Regions from separate parts of the Mus musculus genome. Here all the other regions are linked to region 3. A link is a loop called in an ENCODE intact Hi-C map of the cell type or tissue named here. Cell type or tissue: gastrocnemius. All regions are shown on one strand. Region 1 overlaps Crhr1 (corticotropin releasing hormone receptor 1). Region 2 has its middle 9.2 kb from the start of Sppl2c. Region 3 overlaps Arf2 (ADP-ribosylation factor 2).

Region 1 (8,000 bases), 180 kb after region 3:
CCGAGTGCAACAAACTGAGTTTAATCCCAAGGATCGCCTGGTGGACGGAGAGACCTGGCTTGTGCGAGTTGTCCCTAACCTTCATACATGCGCCTTGACACACATGGCTATCTATACTCATGCTCCTACATATATACACATTGAATAAATAAATGTAATTAAAATGCTTTTCATTAGGAATGGCTGAGGATGTAGTTCACAGTAGGCAGAGCACTTGCCTAGCCTGTTCAAGACCCTGAGTTCAATTCAGAAAGAGGAGGGTTAGCATACGGAGAAGGCAGGGCGGAGGGAAGAAACGGGGGGGGGGGGGGCACTGTTCACTTGGGGCAGCCCCTGGGCCTGGGATGAGGGAAATGTTTTGAGAATGAGGAATTGGTGTTTTCTTCTTTCAGGGGTATGTGTGTGGTACATGCATGTGTTCATATATGCACGTGGACAACACACATCTGTGTGTGCCTGTGGAGGTCAGAGGTGGATGTAGGGTGTTTTCTTTAATGGTTTTCCACCTCGTTTGTTAAGACCGGGATCTCTTCACTAATCCCTAGAGCTGACAGTGTCGCTGGGCTGACAGGCCAGGGATCCAGGGATCCACCTATATCTGATGCTCTGTGTTGAGGTTACAGATCCCCCTCAGCCACACCCAGAGTTCACAAGGATGTCAGGAATCCAAACCCAGGTTCTCACTCAGCCGGACTCGGGTGTGACCAGGAAGATGGGAACCTTCAGGAGTGAGAAATGCAATCCTGGAAGGCTGGGGTCTCTGCACCCACCGGAGCCTGTGGTGTCAGGACAGAACGAGACACGGGTATCTGTGGGCACTAGGGTACATGTGTGGGTGTGTACAGTGTTAATGTGACACGGGAGCACCGTATGACATAGACACAGCTTCAGTTCATATCTGTCTATAACACAAGACAGACCGGATTCAGAGACTGGCCCAAGTGGATGCTGTTACTCCAAGGTAGTGCGTGGCTCACAGAGCCACTCTGGAGCGGGGCAAACCCTGTTACTGTTGCCCACTCTCCTGCAGCCCCCCTCCCTGGTGCTGTCCTCTCAGAGCTCTTTAGTTCAATGGGTACAGAGGTGCGGCTGTGCAGGAGGCTCACCTCTGCCCTCTCTTCTGCCTCAGAAGAAGAGCAAAGTGCACTACCACATTGCCGTCATCATCAACTACCTGGGCCACTGCATCTCCCTGGTGGCCCTCCTGGTGGCCTTTGTCCTCTTCCTGCGGCTCAGGTGAGAAGACACGGGCACTGCCACCCCTGGGCCCTTGAGCGTACTCGGGGAGGTGGGTAAGATCCAGGCATAGCTATGGGATGGGGGCGCTGACCAGGAGGTAACCGGCCTCTCATTTGAATAGAAGAGTATCACTATGTGAAGCTCAGGTCTCTTAGGACCTCGGCAGAGCCATGCCTGTCCTTTCTCCCAGCAGCCTCTGGGAGACGTAGGGTAGGGAGAAACAAAGCCCAGGCTCACCTGTGTTACCAATACCTAAAGCTGGTCATAAGGCAGGGGGACCCCTGGAGGTGAGGGTTTCATTGAGGGTCATCCCTGTCACAAGGTCAAATGTGATAGGAAAAAGTTTTGAGTGGGTAGCACTGGAAACTGAAAGTCAAGACAGGGTTGACTGTTGGAGGTTCCTCCTGTTTGTAAGCATTCAATCCTGGGGTGTGGGGAATGAGGGGGACTCCCTGACCACACCAGGCTCTTCCAGGAGCGGATGTCTTGGTGGTCCCAGATAGGAAGGGACCAGTGGAGTTCAGGCTAACCCGTCGGCCCCACTCACTCAAGCTTCAATCCCTCCATTCTTGCACCTGGGCTGGAGCGATGCTCAGTGCTCACACCCCGCCCTCGTGCTCTCTCTCCTCCTGTTGCTATGGCCACCTGCCCTCTCCCGCTGCCCCAGGAGCATCCGGTGCCTGAGGAACATCATCCACTGGAACCTCATCTCGGCTTTCATCCTGCGCAACGCCACGTGGTTTGTGGTCCAGCTCACCGTGAGCCCCGAGGTCCACCAGAGCAACGTGGTACGTCCCAGCTAGGGAAGCAGAAGAGGCCGAGCTAGATTAGGGCTACCGTGTAGGAGGGTCGGGCCTGGGTATCCACAGAACAGGAACAGGACCCCGAGGAGCCCGAGGTTGGACACTAAGGGTCTCTGGACACCCCCACGCTCATGGCATCTCTGGTCGGGGCAGGCCTGGTGCAGGCTGGTGACAGCCGCCTACAACTACTTCCACGTAACCAACTTCTTCTGGATGTTCGGTGAGGGCTGCTACCTGCACACAGCCATCGTACTCACGTACTCCACCGACCGTCTGCGCAAGTGGATGTTCGTCTGCATCGGCTGGGGTGAGCTGGGCCGGCCCTGTCCCCGCCTCTCCTCACTGAGGATGTGGGCCAGCGGGGTCAAGAGGGTGGGGTGTGCACCCTTCTTAGGGATGAGAGTAGTGGGGTTGCCATGAAGCATCAGAGCTCAGCTCCCATGAATCCTTGCTCTACCGTCGGCCCCTGACTGCCCTGGGGTCCTCCAGTGACAGTCGCTCTCTCCCTCAGGTGTGCCTTTCCCCATCATTGTGGCTTGGGCCATTGGGAAACTTTACTACGACAATGAAAAGTAAGTCACTCTGCAAGGTCAGAGCCTAGCTCTACGTACACGCCTTAGGGAACTTCGGCCATTGTCTCTCCTATAAAGACAGTGGCTTCTTCCTCAACAAAGGCACAGAGCACTGGCCTCAATTCTAGGATCCTTTCCAGTGCTCTGCCGGGGAGGTGGCACTAGACAGCCAAGGACCTAGCCTGTTATCTGTCTGGAGTTTTAAGGAGAGCAATACCCAAAGTCACACAGCCCAGGTTCTGAATTGTTGCCATCACCAAGTAGCTATGTGTGACCTTGGAGCTCATTGTCACAGCAGGCCTCAGTTTCCTCATCCATGAAATGGGCATCTTCATTTTATTTGCCACCTCAAGGCTGTAGTGGGGATGAAGGGCATCAGTGCCTACTAAGCACGAAGAATAGCATCTGCCACCCAGTAAGTGCTGCATAAATGTTTATTAACATCAAGGTATGCTTTACAAAAAAAAAAAAAAAAAAAAAAACCTGGTTCAAGTGGTTTCAAAGCCTTTTCCAGCACAACCTGAAGCCTTGCACATGGGGGACTTTCTGGCTATCCCTCACAAGGATCATATGGGAAGCTCTAGAAAGTTCTATACCTCAGGGCTCCATGCTACCAGACTGAGGTGTGGCCTGGGTAACAGGGTGGTTACTGTGTAAAGCCAAGATTGAGAACTTCGCAGAAAGACTGAGAAGGTGGGAGGAGCTGGGTCACACTTAAGCATCCCCAGCTCCCAGCTAGCTGACTGGGGGTTCACACTGACAGACGCTCCTTTCCCCTCACTGGGCTGCACAAGAAGCCCGGGGGAGTATCATCCATATTTGTGAACGTTGTTCCTTCTGCCTCAGGCTGGGGTGTTTGTGCCAAAGCAGGGTAGGCGGCAGGCTGCAGGGAGCCAGTTCACTGACAGTGGGTGCGGTATCCCGGGGAAGGGTGTGGGCGCGGGGTGGGGGTGGTATCTTCTTGGGAATGCCTGGATGGGGATGCCTGTGCTTTGTAGGATATGAAATTTTGAATAGAAGAGACTGGGAAGGAGGGAGAGGCGGAAGAAGGCAAGAGACAGGCAGCGAAGGAAAACCCAGAAAGGAGCCTGCTCCCACCCTGGAGCAGGAAGGATGCTGTAAGGTTAGGTGTGAGCAGCTCTGAAGCTCCATCTGGTGGACAAATGCTGACACTGCAGCAGAAGTGGGGGAAGATGAGCAGCGAGGCCCCGGGGTCCCAGTCTGGAGTCCACAAACAGTGGCATATGACCTGAGTGGTGTTAAGAAAACAAAAACAAAAACAAAAAAAACTTGACGTTTCAGCCAGGGGGTCACATATGCTAACTTCACATTCTGGTTTACAGCATCCATTGCAATCCCATATGCCCATAAGGACACGGGACTTCCGATTCGCCCTGTCCCTGCCTACTCCCAGGAGCTTGCCGAGTAAAGGGCAGTTCAGGAGAATGCAGAACAGGCTGACATCTTGCAATAGGTGCTAGCTGTGAAACCTTTCCCTGCATGGGCTGCACTCCCAGAGTCCCGCAGAAACTGCTGTGTGACAGGGCAGTGAGCATCGCTCAGCCATGGCCACTGCCAGAGTCTCTTGGTGGACACCAGAGAATGCAGTTGCAGTGTCAGGCTTCAGGCTGTTTCTGGATTGCTGTTTGGAGAATTCTTTCCCTGGGAAACGCAAACAAGCAAGCTACCCCTGCCTGCCAGGGACCCAACCACAAACTCAGGTGCAATTCACCTAAGTCCAGCTGAGGAAACAATGAACTTCAGGGGATGTTTACAGGGCCAGGGTAAGGAGCTATTTACAGGCGCATAGGTGACCTCAAAGTAGCCGCACCACTAGAAAGTCTCCCCACAGCATGGATAAAGACTTCCCTATGATATGAATGCACTTAACCTCCATAGAGTTAACCTCCAGTTAACTCTACAAACTCGAGCATCTCCTAAGACCATGAAGCTATGTGCAGTGGGCACCTAGAGGTGTAGGCAGACATGGCTGGAATCTCAGGCAAGGGCCCACTAACCCTCCCACTCTACTTCTCCTTTCTGTGGGAGGAATATCAACAATCAGTCCCATCTTGAGGGGTCCTTACAAGCAGCCACAACTGCGTAGATGAGGATGGTGGCTGTCACAATCAGGGGCCTTCATGGCCCCTCCCTCCACAGAGTTTGCTCCAGCTTCGCATCCTACATCAGAGGGTACCACCCACTTTGCAGACGGGTTCACTGAGGCATTGAAGGAGAGTCAGTTGGACTGGCTTTCTTGGAAATTGGGGTGCCCTTTCCTGACCACTGTCAATGACCCTGCCCTATGTTCAAGCACTACACCACTGAAAGGACTAATCCCTCTCTTCCCTTTCCTCTGTGGTCTTCTAGGTGCTGGTTTGGCAAACGTCCTGGAGTATATACTGACTACATCTACCAGGGCCCCATGATCCTGGTCCTGCTGGTAAGAGCCTCAGGAGGTAGCAGGAGACAGGCCACCATGGGGTGGGACAGTCTGTCTACCATGGACAGTATTGAGAGAAGGAGGGAGGAAGAGGGAGTACGTGCGTGCCTGTGTGTGTGTGTGTGTGTGTGTGTGTGTGTGTGTGTGTGTGTGTGTGTGTTTGTATGAGCGAGTGCAGCAGAAATACCAAGAGCAGAGCTGAGAGAGCCGAGGAAAGCCGGTCCCATCCACCCCACCCACCTCCATTTCCTGCATTTGTCCCTGCTACCCACCCCAGCCCCTGCCACCCATCCTCACTCCTTCTGGTGTGCTCCAATTGCAGATCAACTTTATCTTTCTCTTCAACATTGTCCGCATCCTCATGACCAAACTCCGAGCATCCACCACATCTGAGACTATTCAGTACAGGTACCTGGCTCCCCGGGGATGCTTCAGAGATTCCAGTGGCTCCTTTGAACCAGATCTCTTCCAAGCCAGCCAGTCAACCCAGAAACTGCAGCTCCACCTTGCCCAGTGCCTAAGACGGTCTCCCAAACCCGTCACTCTCCCCTCAAGCTAGCAGCCCCATCCCTCCCAGGTAGCCTGTGACTCCAGCCTCTGTTCCACCCTAGGAAGGCTGTGAAGGCCACTCTGGTGCTCTTGCCCCTCCTGGGCATCACCTACATGTTGTTCTTCGTCAACCCTGGGGAGGACGAGGTCTCCAGGGTTGTCTTCATCTACTTCAACTCTTTCCTGGAGTCCTTTCAGGTACCTCCATCCCTCCAGAGCTTCTCCAGCCTGGGGGCCAGATTTGCACTCATGGGTGGGGATTGCTCTGGCAGAGTCCTGGGGGACTGGGGGAGGCAGGGCTGAGCAATCTGGGCTGGTTGGACCCCACTTACCTCTGACTTCTTTCTTCCTTTCAGGGCTTCTTCGTGTCTGTGTTCTATTGTTTTCTGAACAGTGAGGTAAGGACCTAAGGCCAGGGCTGGGCTCAAAATACCGAGACTAAGGACTGTCTCCATCATATCTCTTCTGCCGTGGGCTGGCTTTCCTCCCTCTTCCCAGGTTCCCATGATATGTCTCAGGGAACCTTGAGAGCGTCCCTGTTCTTGCTGATCTGTACCTGTGTATCTTTAAGCATGGCATGGGGGTGGCTAGAAGATAAGGTCTCTGCCTCAGGGAGAGTCAGACAGGGGTTGGGACTCTGTATGGCAAAGGCAAAATTAGACTGGGGGGGGAAAAGGTGTGCCTTCCTCATTTGGGAAAACTGACTCGACAAACAGCAAACCAATAGAAGTAATTATGTGAATGTCACCACCTACTATAGAGCCTGTCACCACACCTGGTAGGTGCCTGTAGCAACCTAGAGGATGAGAGGGGTGTCCTGAGCCGGAGCTCTGATGCATTACCTTGTGCCCACAGGTCCGCTCTGCCATCCGGAAGAGGTGGCGGCGATGGCAGGACAAGCACTCCATCAGAGCCCGAGTGGCCCGCGCCATGTCCATCCCCACCTCCCCCACCAGAGTCAGCTTCCACAGCATCAAGCAGTCCACAGCAGTGTGAACCTCAGGCCACAGAGCAGCCCCCAAGACCCGAGGCTGGGGAAATGATGCAAGCTCACTAGCGAGCCTGTCTGCAGAGGCAGGCAGCCTTCCCATCCCTGCCCCTGGGATGCAGACCTGTAAGCCTGCCCAGCCGTGGACAAAGCCCATAGCACTGGGGTGGGCCCTTGGCATCTAGCTCCCTGCTGCCCATTCTCCCTGGGAAGTTGAAATGGGCATTGGGGGCTGGAAACCCTGCAGCAGTTTGATGGGCCTGTGAGCGCTGTCTTCTCCCAGAGCAGCTTACTGAAGATCTGTCGTCTTCAGGAGCTGTTGGGGAGGCCAACTGTTACCCTGGGGCATCATGGAAAACTCCCTTCTGAGACTGTAAAGTCTCTGAGTGTTAGCGATGCCTTGGGATGCTACCGAGGACCAACATGGTCCAGTCAGGAGACCGGGAGATAGCGGTAGAAATCTGGGAACGTCATCAGATGGCACTCCACCTCCCTACAAGTCACTCCTGAGCCACCAGGATTTCATCAGCACTGTGGCACTGCCACTGGAAAGCCCTGCCTTGCTGCTTTGCTGCCCTGCACCTTTAGACATTTACTATTCTGCAGGCCAAGCCAGCTTTCTGTCACTTATCCACTGACAGCAACGGTCCCCTCGCCCCCAAATCCTCCCACCTCTGGGTATCTTCTAACCTGTGAGAAGATGGGGGTCGGGAAGGGGACTTGAGTTGCCAGGAACCAGAGTGGGCCCAGTCTATGAGGAAGGAGTGGCCCCTGGGTACCCAGGCCACTGGCTTCAGTGGCTGGCCTCTTGAACACAGTCACAAGCTGGGGGAAGGATCTATTCAAGTGCCCTGACCAGCGACAGGTGGCTCCTGGGACAACTAACTAACTAAGCCCTTGCTCCCAGGCTTGGAATGGCCCAGTCCTCAGTGGGTAGGAGAGCTGAGGAGCCGCAGCAGGACTGAGGTGGGGGTGATATAAATAATATTTATCTTTTCAACTACCTTTGTGAAGACGTTCACTCTGCTGGGGCTGGGAGTGAGCCAGAGGGTGGCCTCTGAGAAGTAGCCAGTAGGGGCAAGAATTCCTGTGTGGCAGGAAGCTTGATACATCTCATACAATTCAGGTTGAGCCTGAGGGCCAGACATGAACTCCAGACGTGAAGGTATGGATGCTTGTCAAGTAATAGCTCTTGGCAAGGCGGTGAGACCTGGAGAGAAGAGTCGTGGGCTTCCGTGCAGGTTACCACGCAGAGAGGGTTAGCATGGACAGTGAGACCAGGCTGAAGTGGGGCCCAGTTCTGTGGGGGAGAACTAGGCAGCAGTTAGGGAGGCTGAGCAGCCTATGGTGCTGGAGTCTTCCCAGATACACACATGGAGACTTGGTGACCGGGGCACTCTCAAGAC
Region 2 (8,000 bases), 210 kb after region 3:
AGTGGTTCTCTACCTTCCTAATACTTCGACCCTGGAAGAATACAGTTCTTCATATTGTGATGACCCTGTACTGGCTGGTTTTGTGTTAACTTGACACAAGCTAGAGCCATCAGAGAGAAAGAAGCTTCAGAAATGCCTCCGTGAGATCCAACTATAAGGCATTTTCCATTTTCTCAATTAGTGATCAATGGGGACAAGTCCAGCCCATTGTGGGACATCTATCCCTGGGCTTGGTGGTCCTGGGTTCTATAAGAAAGCAGGCTGAGCAAGCCATGCAGAGCAAGCTAGTAAGCAGCACCCCTCCATAGCCACTGCATCAGCTCCTGCATCTAGGTCCCTGCCCTGTTTGAGTTCTGTTTTGTCCTGACTTCCTTTGGTGATGAGCAGCAATGTGGAAGTGTAAGCTGAAAACCAGCTGGCTTTTTGGTCATGGTGTTTCATCACAGCAATAAAACTAAGACAGAAATTGGTACCAGGAATGGGATATTTCTGTGACAGACCTGATCCGACCATGGTTTGGGGGGAATTGTGGAAGGACTTTGGAACTTTGGGCTAGAAAAGCCATTGAGCGTTAAGAGCTCGGTGAGATGATTTTTTTAGGAGCTTGGAAGACAAGAATGTTGAGAGCAGTGCAGGAGATGGAGGCCTGGCTTGTAAAGGTTTAGAAGAAAATTTAAAGACTATCATGGCTATTTGCTGTTTTGAATTAAGATTCTGTTGTTCTGGTCAGCTGTGGATGAAGAGACAGCCAGAATTAACAAGACAACACCACCACTGAAGTTGAACCTTTGCACTACTGGGACAATTGATGCTGGTGAGCTGGAGCTAAGAAATTAGTAGTGACTGAGAAGAGACCAGCATCGTTGGCGTGAAATCTTCTGGGAAGTGTTTTCAGAGAGTACAGAACATCTGTGTTTAAGAATTGGCCAACGTTGTAACTCGTGCTAGCAGCCAAAGTTGGTAGTGTAAGAGTCACCCAAGACTGGTTTTGAAGGCATGATGAACATGGAGAACAGCTGAGGCCTGGCACTGTGAGAGACCAGAAGAGGCCACTGGTGAAGGTACAGCCTCAGTGTTATTTGAAGGGGACTGAAGGGGTCATGCAGCGTTGAGAATTGGTACCATGAAGAGAGTCTGTGACAGGCTATTGGTGAAGGTACAGCCCAGTTGCAGCAGAAGACCCTGGGGTTTTGGAGATGTCAGTATAATGGGATGATCACCAAGAACAGCAGCAGCAGTGGAGTGGATCCAGCCAGAGCCTAGAAGACAAGATGTGTGTGCTGCAGAGGGCAGAGCTGGAGAAATGACTCAAGCCCTTTGGAGGAGCCCAGAAGATAGGGAGTGGATCCCAGACATTGGACAGTTGGTGTTTGATTTTGCTTTGATTTGATTGTGAGTGTGCCCTAATTTTTCCCTCTTGGGGTAAAACATTTGGTTTATTTATTTTTTTATTTTACTGGCACCCATAATTGAGAAACTTTAAATTTTAAAAGACTTTGTATTTTAAAAGAAATTAGCTATTTTAAAGGGACTGAAATTGTAATATGGTTAAATTTGTGAAGACTGTGGGGCTTTTAAAGTAATGTATATTTTTAATGTGAGATCTTAGGGTGAATAAGAAAAGAAAGGTTGTGGCCTGAAAGTGATATATTGGGCTGTAGACATGGATCAGTGGTTAAGCGCAATGGATGTTCCTCCAGAGGACTCGAGTTCGATTCCCAGCACCCACAAGGCTGTATCTCCAGTTCCAGAAGATCCAACACCCTCAACACAGACACATATGCAGGCAAAACACAAAACTAAAAATAAATAATTTTTAAAAACAAAGCAATGTGTTAGTGTGTCAGGTTAACCAGGGATCAGTTATACTGGCTAGTCCTGTGTCAACTTGACACAAGTCATCAGAGAGGGAGGAGCTCTTGTTGAGGAAATGCCCCCATGAGAGACTGTAAGGCATTTTCTCAACTAGTGGCCAGTTGGGAAGGAGGAGGGCCCAGCCTATTGTGAGACTTGTCACCCCTGGGCTGGTGGTCCTGGGTTCTATAAGAAAGCCATGTGGAACAAGCCAGCAAGCAGCACCCCTCCATGGCCTCTGCATCAGCTTCTGCTTCCGGTTCCTGTCCTGTTTGCATTCTGTTTTGTCCTGACTTTCCTTGGTGATGAACAGCAATGTAGAAATGTAAGCTGAATAAACCCTTTCCTCCCCAACTTGCTTTTTGGTCATGGTGTTTTGTCACAGCGATAGAAACTCCAAGACAAATAGAAACGTAAGACGAACCCCAGCCATACAATTATTTTGTTGCTACTTCTTAACTGTAATCTTGCTGCTATGGTGAATCGTAATGTAAATACCTGATAGGTGGGATATGTGATTTGCAACCCCTGTGAACAGGTTGTCTGACCCCCAAAGGGGTCGTGACTCACAGGTTGAAAACCATCACTCCTAGAATATCATGACATCAAGATGCTCAAGAAGTCAGTTGTCAGTCACTTGTGGAGTAGATAAATGTTCCCTCTTGCTAGCTGGGACTTTGTGGACAAAATAACACTACAGGGCCTGGGGTCTGTGTTAAGTGTTAAACCATCATGCTGGGTAGTGGTGGGAATGAGCTGAGCCATGCTTGGCACAGTCAGAAATCTCAGGGTTCCAGTTGCTACTCTTGAGAGGCTCTGCTTCTACCCAGAGGCCTTCTTCTATGTGCCTGGTCTGCCTCACTTTGCAAGTCTACTGCCTACCCACTGGCCTAAGTAGCTGGACTGAGACACACCGTTCCAGAGCATCCTAGAGCTGGCAGCTTCCACTGGCTACTGGAAAAACAAAGACACAGGCTACTGATCATGTACACACACACACACACACACACACACACACACACACAAGGGCACACAATCAAACATGACTATTGTACTATGTGATTTTTCAAATATATACACAAGCATACATGTATACTACACTATACATGCATGGACAGACACACACATACACACACACAAACCTGTACCCAGCACACATCCCTTGGTACGCACTTTGCCATACACACACACCCATACCACACTTTACCACATACACACATACACATAAGCTCTAACCTGTTCCCCTCAGAGCTGATCCTTCATCACTAGGCCATCCCTAGCTCATGAACAGGTGGGGGCTCCAAGAATGTCAGAGCAGACACCCACGTGCCTGGCACATGGAGAACAAGCTAATGACCACACTAACACCAGGGCTTAGCCACGTTGTGGGGCCTCCTCTAACTCCTTTACTCAAACTCTTGCTTGGTTCAGGCCTGGGTCATGTCTGATGGATTCCCCAGCTGCAGCCTGTCCCCACTTCCTTGCATGTGGGCTCCTGGACCCATCTGACCTCTGCTTCTAGGAGAGTCAGCTTGTAAACCTGAAGGAGGAGCCAGGGCAAGAGCCTGTCTCCATGATAGGGCTGGATTCACATCTCCCAGGAGCCTCATTTAATCCCAGTAAGCAGTAAGCACTCCATAGGTCTTGGACTCATTCCTTTTAATGAGTTTGGTGTTAGAAGTCTAGATTCCCTGGAAGAGAGGCAGCAAGGACCTGTGGGATGCTTTTTTATTATTATTACTATTATTATTACTATTATTATTATTATTATTATTATTATTATTATCTTTTTGTTTGTTTGTTTTTTTCAAGACAGGGTTTCTCTGTGTAGCCTGGCTGTCCTGGAACTCACTCTGTAGACCAGGTTGGCCTCCAGAAATCCACCTGCCTCTGCCTCCCAAGTGCTGGGATTAAAGGTGTGCACCATCACTGCCCAGCCTGCGGGATGTTCTTGTTCACCTGAGGAGAGCCCAGAAAATGTCAGGGCCCACCCATGCTCACATTGCAGGAAAGGGGCTCGAATCGGGGCACCAACCTCTCCCAGTCCCACATGTGGAACCAACTCTCGTCCTCAGCCTCCTTTGAAAACATTTGCCTCCTCTCCCCACTCCAGGAAAAGTCTGGGCCCATAGCCTCCTTACGTCATTCCCCTCGGTAGATATGGACACCACCAGCCCTGCGTGCTTAGTGAGAAGGTGTTGCCTGCTTGAGATGTGACACCTCCGGCACCTCCCCAGTGAGGGAGAACATAGCTGCACCCAAGTCTCCCGGAACTGATGGTAAAGCCCAGCACTACGTTTATTAACATGAGGCTTTGGATGAATGGGATCTTCCCTTTGAGCCCGCTTTCCCATCAGTAAACTGGACTGGTGATGCCTACCTGTGCTTTGCGTTAGATGAGGAGCACAGACACACACTCGTATATGCTTTTGACAACTGAGAATGACAGGTGGTGCGTCACACACCATCCAGGTTAGCAGGTTTCCCAGACAGTACCGAGCATGCCTGGTATCCGTATTCCCGGGAGGCAGTTTATAGACAGTGTATGCTGCTACCAGAAGGAGGCGTTGTGGTAGGTTACCAGAACAATTAGACCATTGCTGCTTTTTAATCGGTCACAGCTGATGCTTGCGTGTTCCTGTGCTGCCACCTTCTGGTCAATGTGATAACTGCAGGCAGGTTTTAGAATAATTCCATTGGGTAGAGATAGAGAGTTGGTGTCTGCAGTGGTCCAGCATTGACCCTTTAGGATCTGATTTGTGAGGAAGTGAAAATGCCCTTGGAAAAGCATTCTGGTTCTGAGACGAAGTAACTACACCATGGCCTCAAGATCTGAAACACCTAAAGATCCTCCATATGGGTCTCACAGACCACAGTGAACTGGTGTTCTTAAGAGGGAGGCATCTCCACAGGACCAGCACCAGCACCTGCCCTAGTGTGTGCACCTCCAGCACCTGCCCTACTGTGCGTATCTCCAAACTCACAGGACTAGTATGTTGTGATACTTAATTTTGATCCTAAACAAACCTCCTACCAATGTTGCTATTGAGACAGGATGCCACTATGTAGTTCAGACTGGCCTCGAATGGGGCATCCTCCTGTTTCAGCCTCTGGAGTGCCAGGATTCCAAGTGAGAGACCCCGTGCAGTATTTTCAAGTGCATGCTATATCTTTGTACCTCTGGTCCAGGAACTCTTTCCCTCATCTGGAATGTTTCCTGATGTGATGTTTCCTAAAAAACCCAAGACTCACTCCTGGCCCCTCCTAGGAGGACCCCACCCACAAGACTTGACTAGAGGAGGGTTTCTAAATCATGGTGTTTGCAGAGGTCTTCCAGAACTCTCCAGAGCTGTGGACAGAGAGAAAGCAGCTTGCCCAAAGTCGCCCAGCAAACTATGGTGCAAGGTGCTGTCCGTTACAGTGTTGATTTTCCTCTGTCTCGGGACAGTGCCTCTAAGCATCTTATCTGTACTCTGTAGCTGCTTGCAAATCTTCTTTGAAGAAATGTTTGTTCAAATATTTTGCAAATCAGGTTACTGTAAACTACAGCACCAGACGATTTTTGTAAGATGGATCTGGTGGTTTCATTTCCAGAGAACTGGAGATGCAAACATCTTTAAAGCTCACGACACACTTTAACTAGACTACTTTTCACGTGGTGTGTTCGGATTCTCTTTGTGAGCTAAATCCTAGAAGAGATGGAAACCACTCCCAGCAGCAGCTCTGCTAACCTGGCGTGAGGGAAAGCTGTCTCCGTCTCTTGAAGCTCCTGTGAGGCTGGACTTTAATTTCCATACTCTGGTATGCTAAGGGAACGTTTCTCATCCCATAGCTTAGAGTATGTAGTCAGTTACTGTCTCCTGCGAGCCCTACCCTGGGAAACTCTCTGGGCTCTATCACATCCTTTCCATTGTTAAAGATGGAAGGAGAGAGGGGCCCTGAAGAGAGGCGGGACTATGGGTACCAAGTTACAAATGGTATTCTCTGGCACGGAGGGTAATTACATTACTAATAGATTGCATATTTCCAAATACCAAGAAGAATCTTTAAATGTCCTCATCACAGTGAAATGATAACTGTTTGAACTGATAAACATGCCGCTAATCACTCCAAATTGATCATATGCACATCATATGCATGTACCTAGACGTCATGCAGACCTCACAAGCACATGCAATTATGTGTTCAACTTTTTAAAATGCAAAGCCCAGCTAGGCGCGCTGGCACACACCCTTAACCCCAGCACTCAGATGGGCAGAGGCAGGCAGATCTCTGTGAGTTCAAGGCCAGCCTGATCTACATAGCAAGTTCCAGGCCAGTCAGGACTACAGGGTGAGAAACTGTCTCGAAACAACAAAGTAAAGCCTATTTTTAGGTGCCTCCCATTTCCTCCACCATTAGAATCCTTGTTAAAGAAAATAATACAGCTAATGTCTGTCACATCTCTTCAGTGCCTGCCCAAATCCTCACCCCTCAGCCTGGGCTTTAAAGCCTCCAGGATCAGTCTCTTGCCCTGGCCAAAGCTACCTCCCAGGAGCCCCTGAGCACCTACGTGATTCTTATGTGGGTCTTACGTGTTTACCCTCCTGACACACACACACTGCTCTCCACTGACCCAGAACTTTGTCGGGTTCCCACACTGAATCTTAGTTGAACTGTGGTCCCGCCAGTCGGCCAGCGCTGGGTACTGTCCAAGGTCCTGGAGAGAAACTTCCGACGGGTTCCCGACTGAGAGGGTCTAACCAAAGTAGAAGGGTGGGAGCACAAATATCTCTCCTCTCTCTCTTCTTCTCTTTCTCGCCTCATTTCATCCCCCCTCCTTTCTTCACCCTCCTTTTCTCTCTAGGGTCTGATAGCCCAGCCTAGCCTCAAATTCTCTATGTAGACAACCAAAGATGACTTTGAGCTTTTGATCCCCTGCTCCTGCCCAGGGTTCTGGGGTTATAGGTGTGCGCCACCTGGCTTGGCTATGCTTGAACTCAGGACTTTGTGCACACAAGCACTCTACCAACTGAGCCACATCTCCATCCCGATCCCCCACCCGTGCTCCTGTTTTTTTTAAAGATGCAAGACTGCTCCCCGATCTGGCCTCCAACATCTGGGCTCAAATCATCCTTCAGAATTCAGTTTCCCTAGGAGCCAGAATTAGCAGGTGTGTGCCACCATATATGGCTGTACAACTGCGTTCTGACCCTCTGGAGGCTGGCCATGGAGTCACAAATCAGTAGTCCCAGCACTTGGAAGGTAAAGGCAGGAGGGTATCCAGTTTAAGGTTAACCTGAGCTATATAGCAAGAATCTTTCTTTAAAAAAAAAAAAAGGTCAGGCCAGTGAAATGACTCTGTGTCTCAGTTTGTGCAAATCTGATGAGGTGAGCTTGATTTCCACATGTTCTCATTGGTTCATGTGCCTCCTTATACATCATAAATAATAATGATGATAATAATAATAATATCAAAAAGAAAGAATAAAGAACCCTTTGTCGGGGCCTAGCAAACACATAAGTGGATGCTCACAGTCAGCTATTGGATGGATCACAGGGCCCCCAAAGGAGGAGCTAGAGAAATTACCCAAGGAGCTAAAGGGATTTGCAACCCTATAGGTGGAACAACAATATGAACTAACCAGTACCCCGGAGCTCTTGACTCTAGCTGCATATGTATCAAAAGATGGCCTAGTCGGCCATCACTGCAAAGAGAGGCCCATTGGACTTGCAAACTTTATATGCCCCAGTACAGGGAAATGCCAGGGCCAAAATGTGGGAGTGGGTGAGTAGGGGAGTGGGTGGGAGGGTATGGGGGACTTTTGGGATAGCATTGGAAATGTAAATGAGGAAAATACCTAATAAAAAGTATAAAAATAAAAAAGAACCCTTTGTCTTCAATAAGTAGGAATTTCATCAGAGGAACTCAAGCAAAATAGCCAAGATGATAGACAGAGATCTCACAAAGCCAGGATCAACATCTGGACTGGGCTTGTGGGAATAGGTCTATGAAAGCCTTCACCATCCTATGCTGTGGCTTCAGTCTGCCTCCACTTCCTTCTCTGCCTTCACTGAGCCAGGTGACCGTCTTGCTTTGCCTTTGGCCCATGGGAGTGTTGGCCCTGACTCCACATCCCTGCATCTTATCCTAGAGGTAACTGCCA
Region 3 (8,000 bases):
TACCACACAGAGTAAATAGCTTTTATCAAATGGCTACACATAGGGATGCTATAATAAAGAAGATGAAGTTGACCAGTTAAAAGAGGTCCGGAAGCCTGGCAGGCAGCAGTGGTAGCCTTGACTCTTCTCTGGAGGAAGGGGCACTTTGGTGGGGTTTTGGTAGGAGGATGTGATCTGAAAATAGGCCTTAGGGGCAAGCACGGAATCAGGGTGACCAGTGAGGAGGTTATGTCCATTATCCAAGTGAACTGTGGTGGGGTCAGATTAGGGTGTGGTGGCAGAGAGAATGGTGAGAGGTGGTCAGATTCTGAGTAAATTCTGATGGTAGGACTGTTGGGATTTCCTGCTGTGTGGTCTGAGAAAGAAAAAGCTAAGGTTTTGGGTCTGAGCCACTGAAATAGGGCCGGGGTATGTTTTAGAGGAGGATCCTGTTGCATTGCATGACTACAGGTTGGTAAACTGTTTGCTTGTTTTCTTTAAGGATCTTCCTAATGCTATGAATGCAGCAGAGATCACAGACAAGCTTGGCTTACACTCCCTTCGCCAGAGAAACTGGTACATTCAGGCTACCTGTGCGACCAGTGGAGATGGGCTTTACGAAGGCCTGGACTGGCTCTCCAACCAGCTCAAAAACCAGAAGTGATCAGAAGCAACCCATTCCCCATGCATTGTGGCAAAGCCAGCTGGCCTTTCCCGTGTGCATGTGAGCGTGTGAGGAGCCCAGGGGGCTGTGTGGCTGGAGTGGGGGCAGCTTTCTCACACCGTGCCTTATACACGCTATACGAAAACCAGTATTCCATTTTAAGAAAACCAGTGTTACATTTTGAATGCTACCTTCCATTTCACTAGCTTTGATGGTCATTTTTGCTGAGGCCTCCCTGGGTGTGATAGCCAGAGAATCTCTAGCCTGGAAAAGAAGAAAGCAGGAGCCAGACAGGTCCTGTTGTTGCCAACCTGGGTCTGGCCTCTCCATACACCCAGAATTCTGTTGGACGTCAGTGTCCTTTTATAAAAGGAAAGGAAGGATCTGTCATTCTTTCCATTGTGCCAAAGCTAGCAGCTCACTTGTAGTGCTTTAAAGCTCCCGAGAAGAAAAGATGCATTATTACCACGGGTGTGAGGAAGTTCAGAGGGACTACTTCCCCAAAGTTCTGTTAGCTCAGACTGACTCATTTAGGTGGTTTTAGCCCAAGGAATCAGTGACCTTTTTCATTAGAGTATCAAGACTGTAACACTAGAGAAGTTTCCAGCCTGCTCCAAACGTGCCAAATGGAAACTCTGTGGGCTGCTGGCCCAGCAGGAGGCAGGACTCTTCCCTTAAGCCTCATGGTCCACGGTGGAGTGAAGGTTGGCTGGAGGAAGTGAAGGGAGGTAGCTCTTGTGTTCTGGCGTCATGGCTCAGGCCCTTGAGGCTGCTGCTCCCACTTCTCTGCTCTGTGCTGAGTGTTGTTCACATGAAGCAGACAGTTGTCCTGGGTGGAGTTGTCACTGTGTCCCGTTGTCCCAGTCTACTGTAGGCATTTGGTTAGTATCTGTTTCCAGAACTGCGCACCGTGAGTTCTGAGAGTTTGTGAGAAAGTCGGGAGGTTAATGTAGGAGATGATGTTCCCAGTGGCCCCGATACTCCCTGAGATGGTGCTAAACTGTGCTCCGAGAAGCATCTTTCACTTAGACTGCTCTCGAGGCATAGGCTCCCTCCTCAATGGCAGCGGCATCTGAAGAGTGGCTTGGAAGTGTGTGCTGTGTTGTCTTGCAGATGTAGTGATAGGAAGGCCCAGAGAGGAGCTGGCTTCAGCCCTAAGCCCTCTGGCCACACAGCTCTGGGCCACATTTGTACCTAAGCCCTTTTACTGCTTAACGTTTTAAAACTCCTTTCAGAAAAAAATTGATCCCTGCTGCTACAGGAGGGGGAACACAAGCTGAACTTCAAATAAATCTTGTTCATTGGTAACAAAGTTATACTAGGAAAAAATTCCATGCCATTGTAAATGTGGGCTGTAATGTTTTTCTTTAAAAAGTATCTTAAAGAATGTTCATTGCAATACTGGTGACTAAGTCCAGATGTGATTTTTAATCACAGATGAATTCCTGAGAAATGTTGAAATTGTACACCTCCCATTGGCTGGGAGCTCTTGCCCTTTGTAATTATGCTTAGTGTGCCTGGCCTGGTGCTGGGCTGCGGTAAACATGTGGTGATTGGTTAGACAATAAAGAACTTACTGGGAAGTAGACATGGTCATGTTCTCCTGGATGTCTGAGCTGGCTCAAGTCTCTTTCCCCTTATTTCTGACTTTCTTCTAAAACCTCAGGATGTGTACCCAGGACACACCAGGAAGTGCCCCACCCTCAGACCCCTGACCGCCTCCTTCCTGGCACCTCACACGACATCTCAAGTGGCTTTAGAACTGAGATGTCAGTAAAGTGCAAGTCAGGGTACTTCACTAGGATTCCGAACAGAGCCCTGGTCCTGGGAAGCCATTTTCAAGTCTAGCTTGCCCTGCTCTCCAGCCACTCACCGTTAGCCTTGGTGTGTCAGAGCCTGTCAGCATGAGAGGCCAACACTGACCTCAGAGGTGAGAAGTAAATGCTCTATGCCTTCGAGTGTCTTGCTCTGCTCTTCCCCCAGATGTCATGGTGTCTAACCAAGGACAGCAGCACTAATGTCCCCCACTGCCCAGCATCGCTAATAGCATCAGAGAGTTGCTTTAGCCTTGCCTTTCCCCTGGTGCTGCCTAGAGCTCTGGTCTTTATAAGTGTGCTCTGTGCGGCAAGACTGGCCCAGATACTCATGAAAAAAGCAGACTGTGGGGGCTCAACCTGCTTCCTTTAGTTTTTTATTCTTATTGTACAGTTCAGTGAGTCGCCATATTCAGAGTATGCCTCTACCAATTTTAGATGATTTGTATCAGCACCAAAAGAAGCCCAGGGTCCCTTGGCACCTGTCCCCTCTTCTTTCCCACACAATCTGGGAAGCACTCACCTGCTCTGTCTCTGGATAGGGGCTGGGGGACTACTGAATGATCTAGAAGCACCAAGGCTGTGTCACATGCAGGTGACCATGGACTTTACCACAGTAGGAAGGGAAAGGTTGCTACTACAATGTGACACCAGGCATGAAAGGGCTGTGGTTTCCCATTCAGAAGGGAAGAGCTCAGGCTAGGACAGAGAACACAGAGCTCTGCCACATACTAGCAGATCCTCACTCCCCTGTCCTAGAAATGCTCTCAAGGCTTCTCAGGGGCACGGGCCTTTGTGAATGTCAAGAGTATGGGATGCTAAGCATGGCTGGGCCTGAGAGTTACCAGTATAGTGCAGAGCTTATAATTGACGTGTTAAACACCATGCCTCAGTGATTGAGACTATTTCCACAGTGTTAGGACAGGAAGAGTATGTGGTCCATTTTAAAGTAGGTTTCTCATGTGACTAAAGTGACCTAGGTTCCTTGGCAGGCATCAGGTAGACATTGTCATGCAGTACGTGGAAGCCCCGGTGATAGGCTATGAGAGAGGCTTCTAAGTAGTGATTAGTACATTCATGGATGTGGGCATCCATACTGTGGTTTTTGAGAGCTTTTTCTTGTTTAAGTTTTATGACTTTGGGTGCTTTGACTGCATGTATGACCATTTACTGCTCGTGTGTACATGGTCATACATGTCTAGTACCTTCAGAGGCCAGAGGATTTCCTGGAACTGAAGTTACAGATAGTTGTTAGCTACCATGTGGGTTCTGAGAATTGAACCTGGTTCCTCTCGAAGAGTAGCCAGTGCTATTAACCACTGAGTGGTCCCTCTAGCCTGAGAGTCTTTTTTTTTATAGGAAAGACGATGTCAGGGCAGGAGAGATGGCTCAGCATTTTAGAGCACTGGTTGCTTTTCCAAAGGACTTGAGTTTGATTTCCAGCATACAACTGTCTCTGACTCCAGTCTTAGGGGACCTGGCACCCATTTCTGGTTTCTGAGGGCACTAGGTATACACACGGTACAGACATACTTGCAAACAAAGTACCCATACACATTTTTTAAAAATATTTATTTATTTATTATATGTAATTACACTGTAGCTGTCTTCAGACACTCCAGAAGAGGGCATCAGATCTCATACGGATGGTTGTGAGCCACCATGTGGTTGCTGGGACTTGAACTCAGGACCTTTGGAAGAGCAGTTGGCGCTCTTAACCGCTGAGCCATCTCACCAGCCCCCCCCCCCTTTTTTTTTTTTTTTTTAAAAAAAGGTCTTTCAGCAATCACTGCCCAGCATCGCCTAGCCCCCGGAAGCCTGCCTGCTCCCAGTCTTCCATCCCATACCCTCTAGCTCACTGTCCAAGTCTCTGGAGATTTGGTGAAGCATCATACTGTGAACTTCCCTCATTTTTCTCATTCACACCGTTGTCATCTTCTCTAGTGTGTGGCATGGGATGCCCCGTCTAAAAGGATTTCCTGGAGACACAGTTAGACGTACAGCCAGCGCAAGCTTGTTTTTTACCCATTACCACTAGGTGGCGCTGCTGCTTCACCCCAGTTCCTCTAACAGCTCTGTCTGAATGAGCTCTGGGCTTTCCAAGAAGGGAGGGAATCTATAGCTCTTTGCAGGTGGAAAGGCCTGGGTACTAGGAGTGATCCAGTAAACTGGAGTGCCTGGAAGAGAAGGGTGAAGCAGGCATCAGAGCGGAGAACATTAAGCGCGGTAACCATGAAGTCAGAATCCTCTTCCCCAGTGGGGCACATGAACGGCTTCTGCATTACAAAGGCGTCTCAAGTATAAAAAGATAAAGTGACCCCTGCACTGTGGAGAACCGCTGAGAGTTCCAGGCCACCTAGGCTGCATAGCAAGAGGAAAGGGGAGAGAGAGAGAGAGAGAGAGAGAGAGAGAGAGAGAGAGAGAGAGAGGAGAAAGGGAGGGCCAGTGAGATGACTTGGGAAGAGTGTTTGCAGGTGAGGCAGCCTGAGTGCCACTCCTCCCAGAACACTTATGTGCTGGACAGAAAAAAACCTGCAAGTTCTCTGGTTTGCATGTGTACCATGGCATGCCCATGCTCACTTACATAGACATACAGTGTAAAGCAATGACAGAGTTAACGTGACTTGCTGGAACCCCAGACACGGTACACAGCGCTGCTCTGGATTCCATGGAAGACCAAGCAGCTGTCCCCAGGCCAGCCGGGAGGCGAGAAGGACATGGAAAACCATAAACACTCAGAAAATGTGGCTGTGTTAATACTTACACAATATCCAGTTGTCCATTTAACGAGTGGGTTGTATGGTGTGGAAGTTATACCTCAGTAAAGTATGAAGTGACCAGTCACGAGCCCAACAGGGATGAGGGTGCCTGTGGTGAAACAAGAATTTGTTCTGAGTTGGCCACAGTTGTGAGGCGAGAGTGCAGCCAGGCCTCTGCTCTAATCTTAGTGTTGGGGAACCCAGGGCTTCTCAAAGCGAGTCACTCCAGCTGGGATGGTGTGCTCGAATCAGGCGAACTCCATCATTCTAGCCTATGTTCGTAGTCAAGAAAACTCCTGTTGCCTTGCAGCACACCAGTGAGCTCAATGACAGCCATTGTTTCTCTCAAGTCATTCCACCCCAGGGAGAAATCCCGAGTGTTTTTCACAGTGTGAGAGTTCTAGATGCCCGTTTTCTACTTGCTGGGGCTTGTCAACATTCTAAAATACAGGGGAATTTAAGATATATATCCAGCTGTAATTGGATGCTAGACCCAAGACACTGGATTTAAATTCTTGTTCCATCACAGGCCAGCTGTGTGACCATGGTTAAAAATACCTACTTCTGAGAACTGAGGACATCTGAGTTACTGGGCGGGGGGGGGGGGGGGGGGGAGTGTGTAGTAATGCTCACTGTCTCCCTGTGTAATCTTTTGGGGGGCTCAGATTGGCTTGGTAGTGGCTAAACAAATAAAATGATAGCCTCAAGCATCCAGGCCTGATAATAAGATACAGAACAGGAACCAGCTGAAGGGCTCTGCTGACCTCTGGCAGACGGGTGAGGTCACATGGACTGGTGTCCGAAGCGCTACGGTACCACGATCAATGCCCAGGAAGTCCACGTTTACCAACACCCTCCTCCTCCTCTCACTTTTCTCTCCCATTTTCCCTTTGAGACAAGACCTTGGCCTGTGTATAACCCAGGTTTGCCTCTGACCTTCCTACTTCCTCCACCTCCTCAGTGCTGGGATAACCAGCAACTGCCTGGTTTTCCCAACTGAATTTTTTTTTTCTTAATTATAAACGTTTCAAGCATGGAAGTTGAAGTATTTAGGAAGTCTTTGTCTAAGCAAATAAGTGAGCGAAGACTGCTGCTCGAGTTGGCCACATTCCCTCTGTAGACCTCCAGTTTTGCTTTTCTTTTGCTGACCTCTTTAAAAATTTCAGCCATCGTGAGCCGTTGCCCCTGAGAACATCAGCAGGGATGGAAGTGACGGGCGTCTCCATCAGAAACAGACAGCTAAAGAGCTGGAGAGATGGCTCTACCGTGAAGAGCACGAACTGTTTTCCTACAAGACCAGAGTTCAGTTCCCTCGTGCCCATATCGGGTGGCTCTCAAGTGTCTGTAATTCCGGCTCCGGGGGAGCTGAGGCCCACTTCTGGACTTCACATTCACCTGCACTCAACGTATGCTTTCCCACCCAGGATGCCTAAATAAAAGTAAATGCATCTTTAAAGGGGGAAAAAAAGGCACACAAGATGAGTGTCAGGCAGGCGAAGCAGGAGCTCCAAGGCAAGGGTACAAGTTCAAGGCAAGCCTGGGTTGCATGGGGGAGGGGCAGAGGAAGGGAGGGACAAAGAATGGAAGATGGCAAGTTCCCTGTCATACATAAGGAAATCCTCAGTCATTTTCTAATGTCATCCACTTTCTGCTTGGCTCCTGCTGTTTTTTATAATGGCTTCTTTCTCCCCAAACTAGGATCCAATCAAGTGTCACCGTATTGCGCTTTCTTTCATCTTGATGACACTTTCTCCAGGCTTTGGAGCACACCTTCCGGTCACTGCACAAACCCTTCCACTAAACTGCTTCAGGGCAGAACCAGGCAGGCCACACTCCATCCACCCTCGAATCCCTATTGTTCCAGGCATTTTCTAGCTCTACCCACCCCGGGAGAGGACTTCAGAGGATGCTCCACCCACCCGGGGGAGGGCTTCAGAGGATGCTCGGTTCCTTCTAACCCACCCAGGGGAGGGCTTCAGAGGATGCTCCACCCACCCGGGGGAGGGCTTCAGAGGATGCTCGGTTCCTTCTAACCCACCCAGGGGAGGGCTTCAGAGGATGCTCCACCCACCCGGGGGAGGGCTTAAGAGGGCGGCGGTGGTCAGTTCCTTCTTGGCCTGGACTGTGACTCCATCCCAATGGAATCTAACTTCATTTTCCCTCCCCTGCGAAGGGGCTTTGGAAAGTGTAAGCACACAGTGGTGTGGTAGCGCATGACTTTAGTTTGAGACCTGTTTTACAAAACAAGACTCTGCCCTCACAAAACCAACAAGACTGAACACCCAGCCGCTTCAGTCACCAGCATAGCCCGTCCTTTCTGATATTGTCCTTTGTCTTCTGACTGCGCATACCATAACCTTTCCCCTTTCCAATGCAATAGACATGCTTTGCTCGTGTTTGTAGGCTTTAGACTCACTGTCTATTGTTACTATGTAGTCCAGGCTGCTCTCCAACTCCTGATCTGTCTGTCTCAGTCTCCCAAGGGCCTAGGAATTTTTTTTTTTTTTAATAGAATTTCATGTGGCCCATGGATTCTAATTAACACATGGCTGAGGATGGCATTGAACTTCTGATCTTTCTGTCTCTGGTTTTTGAGTGCTGAGGTTACAGGCCTAGGGCATAGTGCCCCAGTTCTATGTGATGCTGGGACTTGAACCCAGGACTCAGGAATGCCAAGCAGATTCTCTGCCAAGAGAGTCATATCCCCAGCTCTGGGTATCTTTTTGGATCAGGACCACCACGGACATAGTGAATCACGCACGTGGACACAGCACTGTACCTGCT

Evidence for each region. Peaks named below come from ENCODE experiments on the same cell type or tissue, not always from the same donor. Only the 100,000 strongest peaks of a DNase experiment are listed, where the experiment ranks them.
Region 1: it touches region 3 in a loop (12-fold over the local background); 37 of 42 quality-filtered maps call a loop at or near these places.
Region 2: it touches region 3 in a loop (4-fold over the local background); 12 of 42 quality-filtered maps call a loop at or near these places.

The regions. Positions count from the first base shown.
Region 1 is chr11:104,167,927-104,175,926 of GRCm38, forward strand. It overlaps Crhr1 (corticotropin releasing hormone receptor 1), which reads left to right. Exons shown (of 13, transcript NM_007762.5): 5 at 1,130-1,236; 6 at 1,907-2,027; 7 at 2,196-2,349; 8 at 2,554-2,614; 9 at 4,985-5,057; 10 at 5,380-5,465; 11 at 5,669-5,804; 12 at 5,963-6,004; 13 at 6,462-7,597. The coding sequence ends at 6,602. Among named protein-coding and RNA genes, the nearest start is that of Gm35469, 13 kb to the left of the region's middle. In gastrocnemius, a CTCF peak has its summit at 3,778 (motif pointing left); a DNase peak (open chromatin) is centred at 3,762.
Region 2 is chr11:104,191,530-104,199,529 of GRCm38, forward strand. No RefSeq gene overlaps it. Among named protein-coding and RNA genes, the nearest start is that of Sppl2c, 9.2 kb to the left of the region's middle. In gastrocnemius, a CTCF peak has its summit at 4,506 (motif pointing left); a DNase peak (open chromatin) is centred at 4,495.
Region 3 is chr11:103,983,107-103,991,106 of GRCm38, forward strand. Arf2 (ADP-ribosylation factor 2) reads left to right here. Exons shown (of 5, transcript NM_001304574.1): 5 at 482-2,244. The coding sequence ends at 643. Among named protein-coding and RNA genes, the nearest start is that of Arf2, 20 kb to the left of the region's middle. In gastrocnemius, no CTCF peak of the experiment used is centred here; DNase peaks (open chromatin) are centred at 4,503 and 7,190; H3K27ac peaks cover 1,681 bases.